3 separate regions of the Homo sapiens genome follow, and regions 2 and 3 are each linked to region 1. A link is a loop called in an ENCODE intact Hi-C map of the cell type or tissue named here. Cell type or tissue: IMR-90. All regions are shown on one strand.

Region 1 (8,000 bases):
CAATGGGATCATCGGTTCCCTTGCCGGGCACCGAGTAGGGAAGAGAGTTCTGCTAATGTGTTCCAATTCCTTGGGATCAGCCCAAATTGCCCCAAGGTTTAGGGATTTGCAATACCAGACATCTGACTGGATTATTCAATAGTCATCTCCTCCCCACCCCCAAACCCCTGTCAAAAGTGCAATAAGGCACATCAAGACAGCATCTTTAGAAAGAAGTTTTAGTATACCTTCTTGAGACAAAGCTAAGCTTTTGGTGTTGCAAACCAACAATGGCTCTCATAGTCCCTCCCTCCAGGAAAATTAATAATACATGAGGATTTTCAGGAATTGCTAGAAGCATGATACCCACTCTTTCCAGATTTCCTGGAAGAATACTGATTTCTGTCTGACAAATAAGTTCATTAAGCATGTAATGAAAATTTAATTTGATTTTCAGACCTTTGCAAATGTATCCTATTCATCAACCCATTCGTGAGAAAAAAGAATCCTTTGATGGACCTTGTGTCCTGATGGTTTGTTTGGAAATGCAGGGGGTGCAACCCAATATAAAGAATGAGCTGAAGACAAGAAAGCAGCCTGAGAACCTCCATGCTGGCCTGGTCTCGGCTCCTCCCACCTCCACCCAGCCCCCACCTCCTGGACGGCAGGCAGGGCAAACATCTATGCTCCACCCAACACACATGCATGAGGAGCATTCTTTCTTCCCACAAGGCAAATTTCGTTTTTGCAGAAAATGCATCTGACTCACTTTCTCCTCTGAGGGTTACGAGATGTCCTGCTATAGGTCACAAGTTCAGCTGAGTCATGAATGCTGAATTGCCAGCTGTGCTCATCCAATCATATTTAACATTCAGAAGTGCCATGAAACCCCAAACCCACAAAAACAACTTAACTGCAGGGCCCAGACCAAATCAGTAGCAGAGGGGGGTTTCAATGCTGTTCTGTCAGCTATTTTCCCCTGAACCCCAATCTTTACCCCCCAACCCTCTGGTCATCATCTCCTATCATCCTTCCCTCCTCTCCATCTTCTCTCTGTCTCTCTGTCCCTGCATTTCCAGTCTGGTTAAATCTGAGTTTCAGCCGGGCGTGGTGGCTCACACCTGTAATCCCAGCACTTTGGGAGGCCAAGGCGGGTGGATAACGAGGTCAGGAGTTCAAGACCAGCCTGGCCAACATGGTGAAACCCCATTTCTAATAAAAATACAAAAATTAGCCGGGCATGGTGGCGGGAGCCTGTAATCCCAGCTACTCGGGAGGCTGATGCAGGAGAATCGCTTGAACCCAGGAGGCGGAGGTTGTAGTGAGTGGAGATCGTGCCACTGCACTCCAGCTTGGGCGATAGTGTGAGACTCCGTGTCAAAAAAAAAATTCTGAGTTTCAATGTGCAGCGTGATTTCTTCTCTTCCTCATGATTGCTGTCAATTCCTGGCTGCAGGAACAAGGATCTTGCCAACAATCCTGAGCCAGAGCGTTCTGAGCTCCCCACCCTTTCTTCCTGTCACCTTCCGATTCATTTCCTGTAAGCTGTGACCCTTTCTTGGGAACATTAATTAGCCATGATGCTTTTTTATCAGAATTCTAGGAAAATGATACCGGTATGACTCACACTTCTGCTGTTTAAACAGTGTTTACTATATTTGAGTGCGGCAGATGAGCTTTTTGCAGGGTGCTTACTATATAGATTTATGACCTTCTATAACCATTCTGGGAAAGAAAGAAAAAGCATGCATCGGCACCACTTAATGAGGCTTTACCGTATCATTCAAACTTTTAGAGTGAAAACATATGGGATGCAATATCTTTAGATGATCTCATAAAAGCCTTTATTTAGGAATACAACACATTTCTTTCGTGATGCTAGTTTTAAGAATGAAGTTACCACAACCCCCAGAGATTATATTCTACCACTCTTTGCTTGATAAGAGGGTGATTTTCACAATCTACACTGTAGCTATCTAAGGGATTTTACAATCTATGCAGTCATGAGCTGGATTAAATAAACTATGTAAATTTATGTGGACCAGGGTCTAAATTAATTCAGGCCAAAATAAATCAAACCTTAGCTAGACCATGATTTAATTAAAAATTGAAAATATGACTCATGGCACTTAAGTATACTGATGTTTACTGCCAAAAGAAGCATTGTTCCTGTGACAGAGATAAATGCAGGAAGGGCTGATAGATTCCTCAAGGTTGAAACAGAGATACTGAGATGGACATGGCATCATACACATTCCTACAATTGCTCAAATAAATATCTTTTGGATGAGTATCAGAAGTGAACTCAAAATATAGTCATGAAAAATCCATAGATATGTATGTTTTTATTCCCAGATTCTTCTCGCTCTAATTTTGGAGTTTTTGTGTTTTTCTTCTTGTGACTATATATATGTCATATATATTCATATATACATTAATATATAATCTCTATATATGAATATGTTTTTTGTCAATTTTTAAAAGCTCTTCTCCTTCCCGTTTTGACTTTTATATATTACTTATGTATTTTCTCCCTTCTATTTTCTGGAATCTGTCCTCTGACTTGCAATGTTAAGAGCATTCCTACTAGTGTGTCCTGTGCTGTGCAGGTTTGCATGTTTATGAAGCTTCCTTCTTGGAATATATGGACGATCTTTCACCTGGCTGAGGCTCCTCCTCCTCTTGCGTCCTCAACAAGGACCCGCGGCCACTGTCAGGGCTGCCCTCAGCATGACGCGGATTTCAGGGAAGGCTGGGTAGGGTAGGAATGTGTTTGAACCCCAACCAGGACCCATGGGAGGACTACTATGTGGGTGTTTAGGCAGCTATCAGGACAGTATTCGAAATCCAGATTCTCCGGGGCATGCGGCCTTGGCCATCACACGGATCTGGGGGACTCCCAGGCTGCAGACACTGCAGGCAGAAGGAAGCCGTGGTTCCTACCGGAGGCGCGAAGGCAGTGAAGTCGCCTCCACTCCAGTGTTCTGCTCTTGCTCCCTGCAGCCCTCGCCGCCCCGCCCGGTCCACGACCAGCTCCTCCCTGGGGATCTCTCCGAGCAGTGCCATTTTGCAATTCATCCTCCAACATTTCCAAGTAAAGCTTTTCTGTCATATTTGTGTTCGGGGAGTCTCTAATGCTTTAAGGCAAAGAAGTCAGTAATTTGGAGCTTCAGGCCTCTAGCAGGGTGGGAAAGGGGAGTCTCTTGCTAAGTCAGTAGGCGCCTGGGTGTCCTCCAAACCCCATAGGGCTTGTGGGACCTGTGCCACCCCTCCTACAACAGGGCCTCCTGTTCCTCCACAACAAGCTGGCTCTGTGACCTGCAGGATGGAGAAAGGTTGTCCTGGCCCCTGCCAGACTGGGAAACATCAGGGCTCTCAGGAAGGACAGGGATTTCCCCACACATTAACCTTGTGCAGGGGATTGGGAGGGAGTTGGTGCAAGCCTTTGAATTATTGTCCCCTTCCTTTCACTCTTCAGTATGAGCGTGAGCCTTCCTCCCCAAATACATGAACAATTTTTAGGAGACTTAGATAGAGAGAAACGCAATATTTAGGATCAAGTTTAAGATCCCCCAGAATTTCCCTCAAGAACGGCTAAAGCACATGGCCAAGAATCCCCTCACTACCAGCTGTGATCAATCAGGAGAGGGGAGGGGGCAGCTCCTAACACGACAGAGGCGAGTCTTGGCAAATGGATCTCATCTCCTGTGGGCTGGTCTGATCTTAAACTCCAAGGGAACCGCAGAGGCCTTTGTTCCTGCCTCACAGAAGGCGGCCGCCCGGGAAGCCGAGGAAGACCCATGCATTAGCCTATGGCGCCACCTAGCAAAACCAGGGGGTACTTAAGAAAGATGGAGCTGGGAGGTTGTGGGGTTTGTTTTGGATTGGTTTTTTTCCACAACCAGAAAAGGGGGTTTCCATTTCATTCACAGAGTTCTGGGAAATGGAATTTGTATAAAACATTTTTTGGTCATGATGGAAAACATTTATTTGACTCTAATGAGAGAATCTGACCCAAAGGCAATAGTAATCAAAACCTACGAGGACAAGTGCTTGATTCTCTGAACTTGTTGTTTTTTTTTTTTTCTAGTAACAGCTGTGACTATGCAGTTTTTGCTTCAAAAAGAACTTGATTCTATCTTACGTTAAAGATATCTTAAGTTAAAGAGTTACTTCTGGGCAATGTCTTCATGTCCAGAAGGGAAGAGGGGCTCGACACCGTGCTGCAGACAAACAAGTACGGTTGTGTCAAGGGACATTCTGACAATTTTATGATGTCACTTTGCCCCTTTTGGGTTCTGGAAAGTGAACTGTGGCTTCCCAGCTCCCACACATTAGCCCCATGAGGAGACACTTGGTGTACGTGCTGAAAATGCAGCACACCCGGCCGGGCACTGTGCCTCACGCCTGTAATCCCAGCACTTTAGGAGGCCGAGGCGGGCGGATCACCTGAGGTCAGGAGTTCGAGACCAACCTGGCCAACATGGTGAAACCCCATCTCTACGAAAAACATATAAAAATTAGCCGGGCATGGTGGCGGGCGCCTGTAATCCCAGCTACTCAGGAGGCTGAGGCAGGAGAATCGCTTGAACCCGGGAGGCGGAGATTGCAGTGAACCGAGATCGTGCCACTGCACTGCAGCCTGGGCAACAGAGTGAGACTCCGTCTAAAAAAAAAAGAAAAGAAAAGAAAATGCAGCACACCCAAAACATCCTTGGAGACCACGTCCAGATGGGAGCAGCCCTTCCCATCTGAAACATACAAATCTTTGTGGAAACAGAGACTCAAGAATGCCTCTAGGTTCCAGGCAAAAAGTGTTTTGATAACCGCACTGAGAAGAGACAGTCTTTGCCTTTAAAGGGTTAGGAGAATACAGTGGTTGTCAATATGGGCTCTGGAGCCAAATGCCTGGGGTCGAGCTCGCTTCCCTATTACTTCAACTTCAGTAACCTTAGTTCTCTATAAAATGAGGCTAATTCATAGGGTTTTTGTGACGTTTAAATGACATAAACCATATAAGGTGCTTACAATAAGACCTGGCACATGCAGGCACTTAATTTAAATGTTAACTAGTATTTAATCATTCTAGAATTTAAAGGAACAAACCCGAGTTTTCTCGCATCCTAATAAACCAGCCATGTTTTTTGATCCTACCTGAAGCGGTCTTCGTTAATTAGCATAGCGTATTGTGCCTGCGTAGCAGCCCCCAATGGCAATTTCTTTTTGATACCTTCACATTGGCAGCAGAAATAGGAGCAGGTGTCCAGCTTTTAAAAATTCTTTTAGGAGGTGCAGCACACCAACATGGCACATGTATACACATGTAACAAACCTGCATGTGGTGCACATGTACCCTAGAGCTTAAAGTATAATAATAATAAAAAAAATTCTTTTAGGAGAAAAGCATTCAAAAAAGTTTGAAGACCACTGCTCTATCTCAAATGGATGCTCAATTAATGCAGTTGACCAATTGATAATCAAGGTTTTTTTTGTTCACTTGCTTTTTCATGTATTACATTTTAAGTTTCTTAAGTGCAAGGATCCTGCCTGGCTACCCTATACCCCCAAACAGCAAGAAACTCTTATGTAATTTTAGATTAAACACCTAGACTAAACACCTAGACTATTTGAAAAGTGGTACCTTTTCTTAATCATATTAATATGACCAAGAGTCATATTATTAGTCAATTGAACTGACACTGTAGGCAAATAAAAACAAGAATTAATTTTTGGAGCCATCTTTGAAGGGCTAGCCACTGTGTATCGTCATTGACTCTGGTCTATTATTCTATTCAACCAATGCCTCACAAGAATCAAGTTACAACACAACATTATGAACAGCCCATTTCTTAGGGTATGGCAAACCGATGCCTTTTCCCGCAAGGCGAGTGCCTAAAGAATTTACCAGAAAGCCTTTGACAGTGATTAATGTCAGTGAAATAGCACTTTATTGTTAGAAGACATGGGATACATATCAACATACAAAACTTAAAGCGGAAGCCAAAGTGCAATGCTTCCTTGAGCTTCATTGACCAAGACAAATGAGGTCGTGCTCAGGCACTGGTGGTGGGAAAAATGGCTTGACAAATCTGCTATGTCCAGTATCTCCAGGCTTCACGTGGCTTTTTATTTATGCCTAATTAAACTGCAAAAAAAGGAATATTAATTTGATCTGAGAGCAGAGTAGTCTACATTCTTCCTATTTTTTATGTTCATCCTGCACCCATATTTGTATAATCACACATTCTCATCTGAATTGGATCAAGAGTCTTTGTTCTGAAAAATTATTACAAATTCTTTATGGATAAGAAGACATGGATAGCCATACTAAAGACCAAAGACTTTTTTGACTGCTGTATTCTATAGCATTTGCTTTCAGGTCTGATTGCAATGTTTTGTACAAAGCACACCAGAAATACAAACTTCACTGGAATTGCAACAGCAATTCACTGTACTCATGTAATAGTAATAGCAATTCCTGACATCTTCTGATTTTGGAACAACCCTTTGTAGGTGAAAACTCTGTTCATGGCAATTTGAGCATAAACTCTCTTTCCATATTGTTGTTAAATTTTGATGTACTGGAGCTGGGAAAGAAGCACCAACTTCATGCAACTCCATGCCAAACCAACCCCCTGCCTCTGATATGCCACAATGATCTGATGAATTATAATGTTCTACATATGATCTACTTGGCTGCAAAATGTTATCAGGTATATAAGCACATACACTTGGAGGCACATGACTTTATGTATTTAATATAATCCTAATAGAAATTTCCATGAGCTTCTCAGGAACCCTGGCAACTAATCCCAAAATGAATATGAAAGAGCCAAGGACCAAGAAAAGACATGACACTCAAAAAGAAGAACCCTACAGGAGATCTTGTCCTCCAGATATTACAATTGTTCTAGGGCTATAGCAATTAAGATAGTGTGGTATTGGGATAAATCATATAGATGGACCAGGGCAACAGAATATAGAATCCAGAAACATAACACACATGCATAGAAATTTTTTTTTCCTAGAGCTGGCATTGCAGACACTTGGAGGAAATATTAATTATTTCAATATGTGGTTATGGGGAAAACATATTACTCATGTGTTAAAAAAATAAAATTGGACCTCTTATATCACACAAAAAGCCAATTTCTGGTGTACTAAAGACTTAAATTTGAAAAGCAAAATTACAAAACTTATCAAAAATTAATATACATTGATAATTTTATAGCTTCCTAGTTTATAAAGACTTTCTAAATATGTATATTATAAATAGAATGATTCTTAAAATGAGATCAACCACATTAAAATTAAGAATTTACGTTCCTTAAAATGCACTGTAATGACCAACCTGGGAAACAGTAGGATGCCGTCTCTACAAAAAATTAAAAATCAGCTGGGCATGGTAGTACACACCTGTAGTCCCAGCTGCTTGGGAGGCTGAGGTGTGAGGATCGCTTGAGCCTGGTAGGTCAAGGCTGCAGTGAGCCATAATCGTGCTACTGCACTCCAGCCTGGGCAAGAGTGAGAGCCTATCTCAAAAAATAAAAAATAAAAATAAAAGACACTGTAATGAAAGTAAAAAAATAAGTGTCAGAAACTGGGAGAAGGTACTCATAACATAGAGAATTAAGCCCCAGAATATACAAAGAACTCTATAAACCTGTAAGAAAAAAATGAACAATCCAACTGATGAATGAGCAGAAATGTTACATGTGTGTTTCACAGAAGAGAAAGAAATGGCAACAAATACATGGAAAATGCTCAATCTTACTAGAAATTGGGGAGAAATTAGAACAGCAGTGATCAGATGCCATTTTATATTTACCACACACACAAGAAGTAAGAATCCTGACAATACCCGATGTGACTGAGAATGTGCAGCAGTAGTTACACCACTTTGGAAAATAAGTTGGCATCATTTAGTAAATACAAAAAGTAGCTGAACTCTCTGACCCAGAAATTTCACCCCTAGGTATATTCCCTAGAGGAATTCTTGCACTGTTTACTAGGAGGCATGG
Region 2 (8,000 bases), 600 kb before region 1:
AGAATGAAAGTGATGTCTCTGGGCCACACAACTTTGATGAGCATTATTCTAGTGCCATGAATGGGCTATCTCCAAGGGAAAACCCATGGAGAGGGCTTTGAGGCAATCTGTTACCCTGACCTTCCCATGCCCTTACAGGATGTCTGTGGGTACAGTCATGCCTAGGGTTTCAGAGCTGGAGACTTCTTGACAGAAAAATAGGAGTGAGTAAAAGGACAGAGGTAGGATAGGCAAACCAAGATCTTGCAAACAAGGTTCAGACATGATAGAGAAAAAGATGGTCATGCCATCTAGCCAGCTCTCTGTAAACCCATGGAAAGCTCCCAGACTCACCTGCAGAAGGAAGTCCAGCCCAACCATGGGTCTGGGACACTGGGTTGGGGGTGTACTGAACCTGGATTGGCAACTAGGAGAGCAAGGCAGCTGGTGGGACAGCATCATTCCCTAACTCTCTTGTGACTGCCCTGGCCCCTCTTTCTCCTGCTTTCTGCTTTCCCTCTTCTCCCATCCTACCGTTCCTATTCTCATCACCTTTCATCTCAGTAGTCACTTTTCAGTATCACCAGTGTTGGCAGTGGGGAAGCAGTGAGTAGGAGCCCATACTCCTCATGTTATAACCTGCCAAGTCCCAACATAACATCCCAAGGTGGGCAATTATAACTGTTTGAAGTGTACTGCAACACGAAATACAAGAGGTCTTCAAAAAGTTCATGGAAAAATTTAAAATTATGCATGGATTTAATTTTTTTTTTGCACCAAAATAAGCTTCCAGTAACTTGTCATAACATGTCTAAAGGGGATCTAGTTTGAGGTACTAAGAAGCATAAGACACCAATTTGAAAAGACTCTCTATCAGAGCCACATGATTCCTGCTAAAATAAAGCAAGAAGAAACATTACACTTGTGCTGGAACTTGGGTGAAAGAATAATGAAATAACTGATACTGTGTGAAAAGTTTGTGGGAATAATTCCCCAAAGAAACTAGCAGTTCACAAGTGGATAACTTGCTGTAAGAAGGGACAAGATGATATTGAAGATGAAGCCCACAGCACCAGACCATTCACATCAATTCACAAGGAAAAAATTCATTGTGTTTATGCTCTAATTGAAGAGGACTGGCAGTGTTGACAACACAAACAATAGCCAACACCATGGACATGTCAGTTGGTTCAGCTTACACAAGTCTGTCTAAAAAATTAAAGTTGAGCTAACTTTCCACTTGATTGGTGTCAAAACCACATACCCAGATCAGATCAGCTGCAGACAAGAGCAGAGCTTTTAATGTAAAGCTTAAGTGAGTGGCATCAAGGTCCCGAAGCATTTCTTTGAAGAATTGTAACAGGAGATGAAACACAGCTTCAGCAGTATGGTCCTGAAGACAAAGCACAATCAAAGCAGTGGATTCCAACAGGTGGAAGGGGTCCAGTCAAAGAAAAAGCATCAAAGAGCAAAGATCATGCCAACAGATTTTGGGGATGCTCAAGGTAGTTTGCTTGTTGACTTTCTGGAGGGCCAAAGAGAAGTAACATCTGCCTATTATAAGAGTGTTTTGATCCCAGCACTTTGGGAGGCCGAGGTGGGCAGATCAGGAGGTCAGGAAATCATCTGGCCAACATGATGAAACCCTGTCTCTACTAGAATACAAAAAATTAGTCTGGCATGGTGGCGCATGCCTGTAGTCCCAGCTACTCGGGATGCTGAGGCAGGGGAATCACTTGAACCTAGGAGGTGAAGGTTGCAGTGAGCCGAGATTGTGCCACTGCATTCCAGCCTGGTGACAGAGCAAGACTTTGTCTAAAAAAAAAAAAGGTGTTTTGAGAAAGTAGTTAGCCAAAGCTTTAGCGGAAAAATACCTATGAAAACTTCACCAGAGAGTCCTTCTCCACGATGACAATGCTCCTGCTCTCCCCTCTTGTCAATAAGGGCAACTTTGCAAGAGTTTCAATGGGAAATCCTTAGGCATCCACCTTGCATTTCTGATTTACCTCCTTCTAACTTCTTTCTGTTTCCTAGTCCTGAAAAACCTTTAAAGGCCACCTACTTTTCTTGAGTTTTTAACATAAAAAAAAATTGCATTGATATGGTTAAGTCCCAAGGACTCTCAGTCCCAAGGACTCTTGGGGATGGACTAAATGGCTGGTATCATTGCTTACAAAAGTGTCTTGACCTTGATGGAGCTTATGTTGGGAAATAAAGCTTATCTTTTTAATTTTTATCTTTTCATCCCATTTTCTACAAACTTTTTGAAGAACCCTCATATAGAAGTACATGAAATCAGCTACATAAATTGTGAAATACAGTTTAGAAATTTAGTTTTTATGTTATATATGCATCTTGTTTGCCTAACAGATATGTGTATGGGTGATGTACATGTGTGTGCTTGTGTGTGTCCATGGAGTGGAGAGAAGTCTCTACCCACCATCATTCTCCCCATTCCAACTCCCTGGATTTTCCATGAGAACTCTCGGCCTCTTTCCCTTTCTGCCATGGCTTCCTTTACCCTTTTCTTATTTTCCCTCCCAGTAGCATCCACCCTCTTCCCCATCTCCTCTCTCTTCTTTTTCCCCTAGATTTCTTCCTTTTCCTCATACTCTCACTTTTCTGCTCCTCTTTGTCTCATTCGTCTTTTACAGCTACTGTATGATGGAAAATAAAAATGACAAACCAAAACTCTGAGTAACAATTAATCTCTCCCTTCTAACATTTTTTGTCAGAGATTTAGAACATGCATGCAAAATTTTTCTCTTCTTACAAGGCTTGTGAATTTTTTGTTGGAAATGGTGACATGCCATCACAAAGCTTTGATAAGCAGAAGCTATTAACTGAGTCCTCAATTATCTACAACTTTTGTGGTGCTCTATTTTTAGGAGGAAGTTAAATGACAAGAGAGCAAGCATAATGAGTTTTGAAAGGATACCCCCGAATAGTAAGCTATTGCCATAAAAATGCTCTATGACGAATAACCTCAAAACTCAGTCGCATAAATAAACTTTTTTTTTTCCCACACAGTGGCAGGTCAGCCAAGGGGTGGCTGATCCAGGCTGGACTGGGCTGGACTCTAAGCTGCTGGTTGATTCCAGGTCTGTCCCATGAGTCTATCTCCCCTCATCCTTGGATTAGTAGGATTCTAGGAGCATCTTCTTCTCATAGAGAGGATAAAAGTTGAACCCTGCAGGTGCAATTCAGGCCTTTGATTGCATCACACCTTCTAACATTTCACTGGGCAAAGCAAGTCACATGGCCAAGCCCAAAGTCAAAGAGTGGAGTACACTTTGCTTCCAGCAGGAGAAACTGCAAAGTTACCTAACAAAGGATGTGACTATGGGGCAGGATGAAGCATTGGGATCATTAAATTTAAATTGCCACATCCCCAGTCCTGGGACAGGAACTGCTGCATTTAAAGCCACTAATAGCCAGCACCCTTGGATAAAACCTTCACTTTAATAAACTGATGGTATAAGGGTCCCTTTCTTGAGGCTGAGACAGTGAGGTAGAAAGGAAAGCAGGCATGGGAGTGGCTCATGGTAATGGGGCACCAAGATAATACTCTTTACTTCTCACAGGGGAGCACTTCCCAGGGCATGATCTGTCTCTTTTCATAACCTTGAGGCTGCCGCTTGTCTACTTTGAGCCTCTTTCCCACCTGTAGAAGGAACACATTGGAAATGGACTGTAGGACCTCAGAAGATTTCTTTCAGACTTTGAAGGGGTTTAAGATGTTGACATACACACCATAGAACATTATTATTAATACCTCCCTTGGCCTCCTTTCCCACCTGTAGAAGGGGCGCACTGGAAATGGACTGACTGTAGGACCTCAGAAGATTTCTTTCAGACTTTGAAGGGGTTTAAGATGTTGACATACACACCATAGAACATTATTATTAATACCTCCCTTGGCCCTTCCTCCCAAAATTGTATTCACCTAGCAAGACCTGACAGGAGCATTCATGGCTCAGACCACTTGCAAAGTTCATGTAACACAAGCAAGAAGTAAATCTTTGTGTGGTGTATGCCACTGAAGTATTGGGGTGACTTGTTACTGCGCATAGCCTAGTGAAAGCCGACTTACATAACTTTCCTTTTAGCTTATCAGACTAACGCATACAATGAAGACGACCTTGTAATTAAGGTTCCACTGTCTCAAGTAGAAAGACCTATATTTGACATCTAGATCTGACACTGGATTTATTACCTTGGATAAATCACTTGACTTCTAGATCTTATTTTCCTTGTTTTAAAAAGGAAATAATAAAATATTATGTTTTTTCTAATAATTGTTATTTTTCTACTACAACCATTAATAATCATTGCTACCACTTTTTCTCCCTTCCTTTTGAGCTCGTATCAGTCACTGGGGCTAAGCATCTTCCACGGGTGGGATATTCACCACAATTTCATGAGGTAGTTTAATTACTCCCATTTTACGGATTTAGTACTCAAGATCTTGCAACATCAAGCAATCTGCCCATGGCCACACAGCAGACAAGAGTAGACATACAATGTTGGCTAAAGCAAAGTGTGTTGAATTTAGCAAGGGTCTCAACTATACAATTTAGATATGTAATATTTTTATTGTTCTTAATTACAGTACCTAACACAACATCATGCATAGGTGAGAACCTTTGATTGTTTCTGGATTTTAAAAATTTTTGTTGCTTCTTGCCACAAGATGGCACCCAAAGCCAACAAGCTCTAACAAGCTACTGGGTCCTGCCCTGAGTCAGTTCCCAGCACGGCTTTGTCAGATAGGTTTGCAAACAGGCCTCACACCTTGCTCAGACCAGGGGGCCCAACCTGGCAGAATTTATCAGTGTCTATTTGGGTTCCAAACATCTGGACACCTCAGCCAACACTGGAAACACATTTGGAATCTTTCCCCATATATTTCACATTTTTCCAAATCAAATAACTTTACCTTGGAAACTTCCACCAAATCTTCTTCTTTTTAGAAATTCCAGAGGTCCTCTTCCAGAAATGATATATCTGCCCACCTCTGGCCTAGTTGTATTATTATAAATGTTGCCATTTAATGCAATAAAATAGATATTTAATGTAACTAAAGCTTTTGAGCTTACTGTTACATTAAAAATCCCACTATACTACCCAACTATGGCCCATGGGACTGTATTGTAGGCCAAACCTGGGAGCTTATTAGAAACACAGAATTTTAGGATCTGCTCCTGGCCCACCGGATCAAAATCCGCACTTAAATAAGATTCCACTGGTGGTTCATATCACATTAGAGTTTGAGAAGATACACAAGAGCCACTGGCCCACAGGTGATTTTCCTATAAATTAAAAAAAGTGCTTCCTGGATTTACATCAATGAAGTATCTAAAATAATCAATTCTATAGAATCAGAGAATGGAATGGTGGGGCTGTGGGAGAGGGGAGAGGGGGACAACTGGTGTAGGTTTCAGTCAAGCAAGATGAACATGCTCTAAAGATCTGCTGCATGATATTGTACCTGTAATCAACACTCATGCATGATATGCTTACATGTTTATTAACAGGATGTATCTCACGTTAAGTGTTCCCATCACAATTTTTTTAAAGTCCTTTCCTATGGACAGATGCTGCCACAAACTGGTGAGCACAGCAGGATTTCAGGTCATATTGTGCATATCCTCTCCCTCTTTCTCCCTCTCCCTCCTTCTCCCTTTCTCTTTCCCTCCCACCTTCCATTTCCCCCTCTCTCTATGGTATATATACCCACAGATTCACCATCATATACACATATATTTGTTTAATTAAAACACAACAGCTTATCTTGCAAATACGTCTGCAAAAATCACTGTTTAATATTCAGCTACTTGGGATATTTGTGTCACATCCATTAGTCCTGGTAATCAAAAATTTGTTATTCTCTGAATCCTGGGATAAACATACACCCACTCACAAACTCACACTGCAAAAAGCGTAAAAAGAATTGATTATGTATGCATATCTCTCTGACTACATTCACACCAACCCAATACAACTTGCATATGTCTTTAAATGTTTTAGGATCTTTTTAAAATGTAATAACAAAATATTCTTGATGATTTTTGCTTTAATTCTCATCTTGTTCTCCCTAAGCCTTTTCTGTCTGATGCCCAGTGTCTGAGGAATTAAGTTAAATCCTTCTGGAAAGCCCTGAGCTGGGCCAAGCTTCCCCTTCCATTATTCCCAGGGACAGTGACGTCCTTGGTTTCAGGTGCTGCCAACAGAGCTATGTGTCACCCAAAAGAAGAAGGATTACAAAATGGCAAAAAGAGGATCTTGCAGGAGCACAGAGCAGGAGGCAGAGATGTAGAAAGAGAGGAGGAAAGGGGGAGGAGTGAGAAAGGAGTAGGAAGGTGGAAAAGTGAAGAATCAGTGAGCAAAAGAAAAAAGAGCACTGATGGCACAGAATAATAATTATTATTATAGTAAATGATACGAATAATGTTTCTCAACTCATGCAGAATTAGATCCAAAGTCCCTGCCAAGGCACATCCCTGTCCTCTTCAGATTCTTTTCAACTCTCCACTTTATCTTCCTCAGGAATCACTTCCTCCACCCTGCGCTGCTGGGACCACACCCGCCTCACCCCAGGATCTGCCTGCAGGCTCTGGCCTCAGGGACTTTGCACGTGTGCTGCAACATGCTTCCCCACACCTGCATAACTGTCTTCCTCCCTTCGTGAAGTCTTCAGCTCAAAATCTCTTCCCTGACCCACCCTACATAAAACTTCCTAAACTCATCTCCCCTAGCCAACCTTTAACCCTGCATGATTTTCCTTTTCAGCCCTTATCACCTCCTGATAGCTTACATGTCTATTTGTTTCTTTGTCTGACTTGCTGGATCAGTATATCAGTTCCAGGAGAGCAGGAGCTTTGTTCTGTTTGCAATTGAACCTCCAGCACCTAGGACAGTGGCTGACGCTCAGTGAGGGGAAATCACCATTCATGGAGGTGACTGGGGGGCTTACCAGGTGCCGGGCACTCCTCTAAGTGCATTGCATGTATCAGCTTGTTCAATCTTCACCATCACCCTACAAGGTGGGCTTTTGACTCTAGAGGAAACCGGGGCACACTAAGGTTTCTTTGTTTCCCTTCTTCTTAGACTTTCCCTTAAGTAGTGTTTCCCCACTGGAGGATGCTCGAGAACAGAGGCTGGCAAACAGCTCGCTGGCCAAATCCATTCTGCTGTGTGTTTTTGTAAAGAACGTTGTAGTGGAACACAGTTGTGCCTATTTGTTTAGATATTATCTGTAGCTGTTTTTGTGCTGCAACGGCATAGTTGATTAGTCGTGACAGAAACCATATGGTCTGCAAAGCCAAAAATATTTACTGTCTGATCCTTTACAGAAAGAGTTTGCTGAACACTGCTCTAGAAGATAACCCAACATGAAAACAAAGCAAAACGTTTGTGGCCCTATATTGAAGGCAGTGGTTTGACTATGTCTTTTCACAATCCAATGGGTTTGATTATGTCTTTCCTATGCATTGGGATGAGTTGAGAGAAAAATACTCCCATCTTGGATTCAATAAATGTGTGTTCTCATCTTCACTGTGTTCCTAATTAGCTGTGTGTTCTTAGGTAATCATTTCATACCCCTCGATGTCTTTTCCCACTTATCACAATAATAATTCTGTAGTAATAGCAATAATTATAATAGTAATAGTAATAATGACTCTTGTTAAATGCCAGGTTTTGCTCTTGGCATTTTACTGTGAAATAATAGTGTGTGGTACTCTAAATTCACAAACCTGCTGGATTGTGAAAAGACATAGTCAAACCACCACCTTCACTATAGGACCACAAGAGTTTTGCTTTGTTTTCATGTTGGGTTATCTTCTAGATACTCTAAATTATAATTACTTGGGCTTTTCATAAATATTCTGATTCTGTTCTTACAGGCATGTGGTTGAATTTTGTGTCCAAATCCACTTGTAGGTAAATGTGGCCATGGGGCTTGCTTTGGGGAATAAAGTTTTAGAGGAAGTGATACATGTAACTTCTGACCAAACTTT
Region 3 (8,000 bases), 85 kb before region 1:
ACCAGGTCCCTCCCCCAACACTGGGGACTACATTCAACATGAGATTTGGGTGTTAACACAGAGCTAAACCATATCACAGAGGAGACCATGTAAGGCCCTGGAGAACATGTGGGGCTGGGAAGGGCATAGGTGTAATGTGCTGGGACTGATGTTCCTGAAAGGACCATGCTGGCTGCTGTGTTTGTCAGGGATCAAGGTGGAATGTAAGCAATGAACTTGGTTGTAGCAGAATCCAGAATATGAACTGGGTTATATTCTGTATAAATTTTAAAGGTAGAACCATCAACATTAGCTGATGGTTAGTGGTACCTTTGACCCAATGGATTGCTTAACTACAGAGGAGTAGAAGGGAAAGTAAGGAGGAAGCTCTCTGGCTGGGGTTCATGGAAAATGCTGAGGACTAGAGTTCTTTGCTCAGGGCTCTGTCTCCCTGTCTTGACATAACTGCAGCAGTGTGGGCAGAACGGAGTGGTTGGGCTCTGAACTAGACTTATCCACTCGTCTCTCTTGTCTTTCATTCACAAGTACTTAGTGAGGGCCTACTATGTACCAGGCACAATGCTGAATTCTGGGAAGAGAGACAGCTAGTGAACAGGTTCCTCACCCACGGAACTCACAATCTAACCAGAGTCATGCACCCAAAATGACATTTTGGTCAATGACAGATCACTTATACAGTGGTGGCCCCATAAGATTACAATACTGTATTTGGACTGTACCTTTTCTATGTTTAGACATGTTTATATACATGCAAATATTTATATTGTGTTACAGTTGCCTACGGTATTCAGTACAGTAACCTGCTGCACAGGTTTGCAGCCTGGGAGCAAGAGGCTACCCTATATAGCCTGGGTGTGTAGTAGGCTATACCATCTAGGTTTGTGTAAGTGCACTCTATGATGTTCACACAATGTCAAAATAGCCTAAGGACAAATTTCTCAGGGCATATATCCATCATTAAGTGATGCACACCGTATACTGGATTGCTTTATGGATGCAAGTAGGATTTCCCCACGTGCCCTATACCTTTTTACTTCCATTCAATTCTTCTCATGTTATTTCCACCTATTAAAATGTTTTCCTTTCCCTGAGGCCTGTTTTCACCTGTCAAAGTCCTCTCCAGTTCAACTCCCAAGCTGTCTTCTTCATGAAGCCTCCTTCATTTTCTACCGTCCATTTTCAAAGCCCTTTATGGCTACCTTCCCTAGAATGCTCATTGCACTAGAAAGTGCCTTTTCTGTAACTGACTTTCCTCTCTTAAAAGAATCTTGCAACTTATCTTCACCTGGGCTGTAGCTCCTAGCACATAGTAGATAATCAGAAATGACAAAAGAAAGCATGAATGTATTTTCCCAAGAGACAGAATGCAAAGTTAGAAGTGTAGAAGGCCAAGAACTTAGGCAGTATGATAGAGGTGGGGAAAAAGATAATTCAGAGAAAAAGAGAAGGTAGTCACAGAAAGGTCAGATGCAGGAAGAAACCATATTAAGGAAGGGAGGGGCAACGAATTAGCAGAGAGGTCACTAAGGGGTCTCTCTGCAAGGATGGGGTCACTGGATATCTCAGATAGGGTTTTTCTATTAGGATGGTGGAACAGAGGCCAATTTGTAAGAGGGTAACAAATGGATGCAGTGATTGTGGCCAGGTCCAAATTAGCTGTCATTTTCTCTATATTACTACTTATCTGTAGAAGTTGTTAATTAGTCATCCAAAGCATCTTTGTTTCTCAGAGTAAAGTGCAGAAAACAGAAACAATTAGGTATTTCAAGCAGGAGGGGCTGTGGGGGCAGAAGTCAGGAAGCTGCTGATCAAGTGTAGGTTTCAAGGCCAAACCGTGGGTAGCATCCAGAGAACAGGCTGCTGCTGCTTTCACAATTACCAGGGCTGCTGCCTCAACCACCTCATCCCTTGAAGCAGAAGCTGGAGGTCAGCTGTCGAAACACCCGCATCTGTTGGCGCTCACTCATCAGCTGCTATAGCCATGGAGAATGGCCTCTGCCTCCTGTCTGCCTCCCATATCTCTGGCAAGGGCAGCTCTCTGGCTAAACCAAGCTTTCCTGTAGAGCTTGAGTTCCAAGGCAGCGTTGGAAGGCTTTCAGCTTTCCAACCGTTCCAGATAGAAAGGGGATAAAATGGAGGTTGGGGGCGCTCCTCCAAATGTGTGCCATGGCCTCCCACATGGCTGGCAGGTGTGAGGGCCTCTGCCTTGTTACTGTCCCTCTGGGTGGAGGCTGGGTGGGCCGGGGCAGGTGCTGCGACACAAATGGACTTCACCAGGAAGCCTTTCCTGTCTCTCTCCTCCGACTGCAAAATGTTGTTCTCCAGCTCCCTCCTTTGCAATTTCATAGCTCTTTTCTTAATTATACTATGTATTACATCAGCCTGAGTTTTTTGTTAATTAGATATATGTTGTTGCTCTTCTCCCCCGATGACTCATTTCTCAAAATGTATAGACTCAAAATAGAGTTTAGTCACAGAAAGTGTTGTATTATCATTATTGTTATTGTCTCCATTTATCTCTTTCCTAAATCCTAGCCATTCTGTGAGTGCTTGATCTCTGCTTGTTACATTAAGTGGATCCTCAATGCTCCATCTTAATAGGTGGTAATTCCTCCTAAGGACCCCTCCCCCTACCACCCCAATTGTCTTAGTCCGTTCAGGCTGCTATCACAAAATACCATAGACGGGGTAGCTTATAAAAAACAGAGATTTATTTTTCACAGTTCTGGAGGCTGGAGGTCCACGATTAGGGTGCCAGCATGGTCAGGATATGGTGAGGACTCACTTCTAGATTGCAGACTGACATCTTCTCACTGCCTCCTCACATGGCAGAAAGAGGATGAGAGATTTCTTTGGGGGCTCTTTCATAAAGGCACTAATCCCATCCCTGAGGGCTCTGCCCTCATGACTTCATTAGCTCCCAAACCCCACCTCCTAATAGCATCACACTGGGGGTTAGGATTTCAGCATATCAATTTTGGGGGGACACAGTCTGTTGCACCAATACACACATACATAACACCCTCACCCACACACACACACACACACACACACACGGTGACTTCCCTGGTATCATGCCTCCTACCCCCAGGTACATGGTTTTGGGAAAATAAAAGGGATCACCCCTTTACAAAAAATGTGGGGACATCTGTTGTAATAAAATAATATGTTTAATTTTCCTTGGGTGGCCAGAGAGTTCTCAGTCCACACTGACTCCAAGGAGTGACTAACTCTAAGTCAGCAGTGGGGGTTGGCTCACTGAGTAGGATTTGCACCCCCTGCTGCTGTTGCCTTACTCTGTGTTTTGGGGAATGCTGCTGAAGATGAATGAGAGATTTATTGAGATCAACCTCCACTCCCTTGTACCATGCAAGACCTGGATTTGGTTGCCAGTATTTCCTAAATGAGTTTATGGCAGAGTTGCTGTAACACATTTTTATCAAACTGAATATTTTATACTGAAACCTATGTGAATACCATTAATATTATACTGTATCATACTCTGAAGGTTCAGTCTAATGACACAAGCATCTTTTTTTTTAAACCTCATGAATGACGGACTAGGTCAGGCTTCCACATGGTGAGGAGGCAAAGAGAGACGCCACTTGGGAACAGGATTGGCTTTTCTATTGGGTAGTTCTCTGTGATAATGGGTTTTGGTGACAGGATTTTGCACAGCTGCCCTTACTAAGGAATCAGATGAGGTTTTGCTCACTTAAAGTGCCTCAAAGGTATTTTCTTAGTATAATAGGATACAATAATAATAACTGAACAGCTGAATTTGGAGGTAAAGTCAAGACAATATGATTATCATCTTTCTGTCTAAGGCATCTGATTTGCTGGCGTTTACGTTTATCGCCAGCTGGAGGTGGGCATCTACCGTTTTTGAGGGCTCTTGACATCTCCTCCTCCTTCAAATAAGAATCAACAAATCTAGTCCGAAGGGGACACTATGGGTCAGGGCTGTGTTATGTACAGGGTTTTGCCCTTGGGAAGGAGATTGTCTCCCTGAGCAGGGAAGGAAGCCCCATAGCTTCACCGACAGCAGGCAGTAGTAAGGACCAGTTAGGTCCCTGGGATTCCCCAGCCAGGCAGCCCACTTTCTTTACTTTTTTTCTTTTCTTTGGCAAGACCCCTCTATTTGTCCTCTCAGTACAATGCAAATACCCGAGAGAGAGTCACATGGCCTCTCCAACTATTCTTGTTTCCGCCTGAGTTTGGAAGTTCCTCCAGGGCCTTTCTGTAGCAGGCATTCATCCCCTTGGCTGAAAAGGAGTTCCCTGGGAGCTGTGTGGGATCAGCGCCAGGGACACTAAGGAGTATATAAGACGAACAGGGGGTCTTTTCTTTGAGAACACAGTCCCATGGCAACCCGCCGGGAGGTCCCTGCTCAGAGCCAGCCTGCCTGGCAGAACTCATTTACTTAGCATTGCCTTGAATTATTCATCAGCTCTTGCAGAGGAACAAAATGCAGAGTCATTTTGTCTCCTCCAGAACTGGCTGTCCTACTCTTTGACCTCAGGAAATCTGAAAATTCACCGTGAGCATCCTGAACTCTCCAGCGCACTTTGGACAGGGACAGGAAAGGGTCTTATCATCTTCCCCTTCGATGTAAGGATGAGTCCTGCTGAGCGGGTGTCTCTGGCTACTGGGGCCTTTGGGCTGTGCCTTGTTCCTCTTCTCGCTGTTCATTAGGACAGGCTGTATCTCAGGCCTCCCACTGGATGGCCCTAATATCTTGACAGGTACTGGAGGTTGGAACACATTCCCCTTCTTGACCCTGGGGCCATGCTTAGCCTCCCAGGCTTCCCTTCCTACAAGCTCCACACTCCTAGGCCCGGGCAACCCTTCTTCACATAAGAACATACATGGGAAACACAGAAGGGACCTTCTCCCCATTGCCCCTGAACTTAAGCCTGCAACAACCCCACCACCTTTACTTTCAGTCCAAGCCCTTGAATTCTACTTCTCCAAGGAAATGTGATCCACCAGGCAAAAGCTCTGATTTCCTCCCTCTGCCACTAAACTTACCCACTGATACCCACTGTCTTCATACTTTTCTCTGTCTCCCTTTTTGACTGAAAGAAATATTTTCTCTTAAAACATTGCTGTCTCTAGCTATGCCCTGGAACATCTCCCTTTGCCCGAAAACCCTGCTCCTTCACTCATGCCCTGCTCGCTTCTGTTCAATCCTCTTCCAGAGAGGCAATGTGGCATGCTAATTAGGGCGCTGGTGGCCTGAGAGTGAGTGCTAGTGCTGCCACCTGCCAGATGTGTGACCTGGGGCAGTTGCAGAGTGCCTTCAGCAATGTAGTAGATATTAGTAACTTCTGGTGATCAGAGGTAGAGCAGTCCTTGACAACCTCTAACAAGCCTATGTTACCATGACAGCAAGTCTGAGGTCAAATTCAGATAAAAGTACAAATATTTATTGGCAAGCAGGCACCAAACTACCACAAATCTGTTATTGCAAGCTTGGTTTCTGCTTGCTGTGTCCTCAAGCACTCTGACAAGCACCTTGCACATAGATGGAACAATACTCTGACAGCAGGACCAGTGTATTAGTCTATTTTCACACTGCTGTAAAAAACTACCCGAGACTGGGTAACTTATAAATAAAAGAGGTTTAGTTGACTCACAGTTCCGAATGGCTGGGGATGCCTCAGGAAACACAATCATGGCGGAAGGCAAAGGGGAAGCAAGGCAATTAAGTCTTACATGGCGGCGAGAGAGAGAGAGAGAGAGAGTGAAAAGGAAAGTGCCTTGCTTTTAAACCTTCAGATCTCATGAGAACTGTATTATGAGAACAGCAAGGGGAAGGCCACCCCCATGATCTAATGACTTCCCACCAGGCTTCTCCTCTGACACGTGGGGATTACAATTGGAAATAAGATTTGGATGGAGACACAGAGCCAAACCATATCAACCAGCAGGCAAGACTGGGGAGAAGGGGCCTGGGGGACATAGCCACCTTTGGGGTATAGGTTTCTGATTAGTAGACTTCGAATGTTAACTACCTACCCCAAGGGCTAAGTTATATATACAAATGTCGCACTGAAGTTTACGTTGAATTTATTTATTTATTTATTTTGAGATGGAGTCTTGCTCTGTCACCCAGGCTGCAGTGCAGTGGCATGATCTGGCTCACTGCAACCTCTGCCTCCCAGGTTCAAGTGATTCTCCTGCCTCAGCCTCCCAAGTAGCTGGGATTACAGGTGCCCAGCACCACGCCTGGCTAATTTTTGTGTTTTTGGTAGAGATGGTGATTCACCATGTTGGCCTGTCTAGTCTTGAACTCCTGACCTTAGGTGATCCACCCGCCTCGGCCTCCCAAAGTGCTGGGATTACAGGCGTGCACCACCATGCCCGGCCTACATTGAAATATTTTAAAGTAAATTACCATACAAACAGTATAGCAGTAAATGACTTAACCTTTCTGTGCCTCAGTTTCTTCATTCTGTAAAATGGCAATAATAATGGTGTCTACCCTACGGCAATGTTAGGAGGATTAAATGAGTTGGTTAATACATATAAAACATTTGAAACTGAGCTTGGCACATAGTAATTACACACTCAGTACCTTCGTTGTTATTTTCTTTCTCTAACTCACTTATTCCCAGCAACCCACAGAATTCTTCCTTAGACCTCACGTATCTTTACATCCTCTTTGCTGCCAAATTTCTTCAAAGCCTAAGCTTTACTCTATGCCTCTATTCAATCAATTCGACACCAATTTTCCACTTGATTGTACATTTTTATCATAATACCTTATTTAATTCACCAAACATTGCTAAGTTAACAAATATACTGGGCATCCTGTGCTAGGTGCTGAGAAGGACTTCAAGAGATGTATTTAGTGAATGTAACTCTTTAAGGAGCTTATGGTAGAGTTAGAGAAAAGAATGCACAACTGAATTCCTTGAAGACCGGGGCCTCGACTTAAAATGTGATTATAGGGAGTGGAGTGGAAGGGGTCAAAATGTAAATATAAAGTACAAGTAGGACTGTTTATTTCTCACATATGGAAAAGACTCACTACGCTTAGCACAACAGACACCACATGTTAACATTCCTAAGAGTTATGAAGTTCTAAAAATAGGGGGAATAGAAGAATACAGGCTTTCCTCAATTCAAGGGTGTTTTATGTTTGACATAAGATACTTTCACATATCTTAGGACCCAAAGAAAGGCAAAATCTAATTAAATGACCATTTTGAGCAGAAGTTGAAATTTTGCTTGAGCAGCAAAAGAATGAGTTATTGTCACCTGAACATAAAGGCCATGGCTGAGGGGCACCACTTTTGAGTGTTCTCAAGATTGAGGCAGCAAGTAAGAATCTAATAAAGATCTAGGCCAATATCTTTGATTGCTGTGCAACTTCCAACAAGCGGAGAAAGCAATGCAAAAAAAAAAGTGATGCCCAGAAATTGACAGATTGACCCAGATTATTCCCCAGCTAAGTCTTATTTCAGAAAGAGGTAGAATTGGATATAGAAATGTTTAAGAATATCAACTCAACAGTATTACTACTTTTGCGTTAGGAATCTGTGCACATTTGGTATTTTAGGCATGTGAGTTATAAATAGGTCAGTCTTGACATTTCAATTAAAATGTTAATTAACTAATTTAGAGTTTTAATTTTAAGTGAAAATATTACTAAGTTTTACCTAATATTGAAAAGTAAAAAAATAAAATAAATAAATAAAAATAAATAAAATAAAAAAGCAAAAAACTAAAAACTTAAGCTTAACCATACTTACAAGGTTGTGACTTATTAACTTTTAAGAGGTTATTTCAGTAATCAGGATAATCAGATAATTTTGTTAAATCAGGCAATTGAATTCCTTAAAAAGGAAATAAAATATATTAAATTTGTACATGCAGCTTAAAATGTTTAAAGGCGTTTAACTGAATTTATAAGTGATACAAAATATTAATTTAAGGACTTCAAATGTAATTTTAAAATTTGCTAGGCTTGCAGATCTTGTTCTATTTATAGG

Evidence for each region. Peaks named below come from ENCODE experiments on the same cell type or tissue, not always from the same donor. Only the 100,000 strongest peaks of a DNase experiment are listed, where the experiment ranks them.
Region 2: it touches region 1 in a loop (24-fold over the local background); 16 of 110 quality-filtered maps call a loop at or near these places.
Region 3: a loop joins it to region 1, with 3 times the contacts of the local background. A loop is called at or near these places in 6 of 110 quality-filtered maps.

What each region holds. Positions count from the first base shown.
Region 1 is chr5:38,806,201-38,814,200 of GRCh38, forward strand. All of the region lies in intron 1 of OSMR-DT (OSMR divergent transcript), which reads right to left. Among named protein-coding and RNA genes, the nearest start is that of OSMR-DT, 36 kb to the right of the region's middle. RefSeq lists an enhancer at 4,375-4,875. In IMR-90, a CTCF peak has its summit at 3,798; DNase peaks (open chromatin) are centred at 761, 1,661 and 3,801; H3K27ac peaks cover 2,086 bases.
Region 2 is chr5:38,204,293-38,212,292 of GRCh38, forward strand. No RefSeq gene overlaps it. Among named protein-coding and RNA genes, the nearest start is that of EGFLAM, 50 kb to the right of the region's middle. In IMR-90, a CTCF peak has its summit at 4,668 (motif pointing right); no DNase peak of the experiment used is centred here.
Region 3 is chr5:38,721,223-38,729,222 of GRCh38, forward strand. The region is part of intron 3 of OSMR-DT (OSMR divergent transcript); the gene reads right to left. Among named protein-coding and RNA genes, the nearest start is that of LINC01265, 5.0 kb to the left of the region's middle. In IMR-90, a CTCF peak has its summit at 3,285; a DNase peak (open chromatin) is centred at 3,249.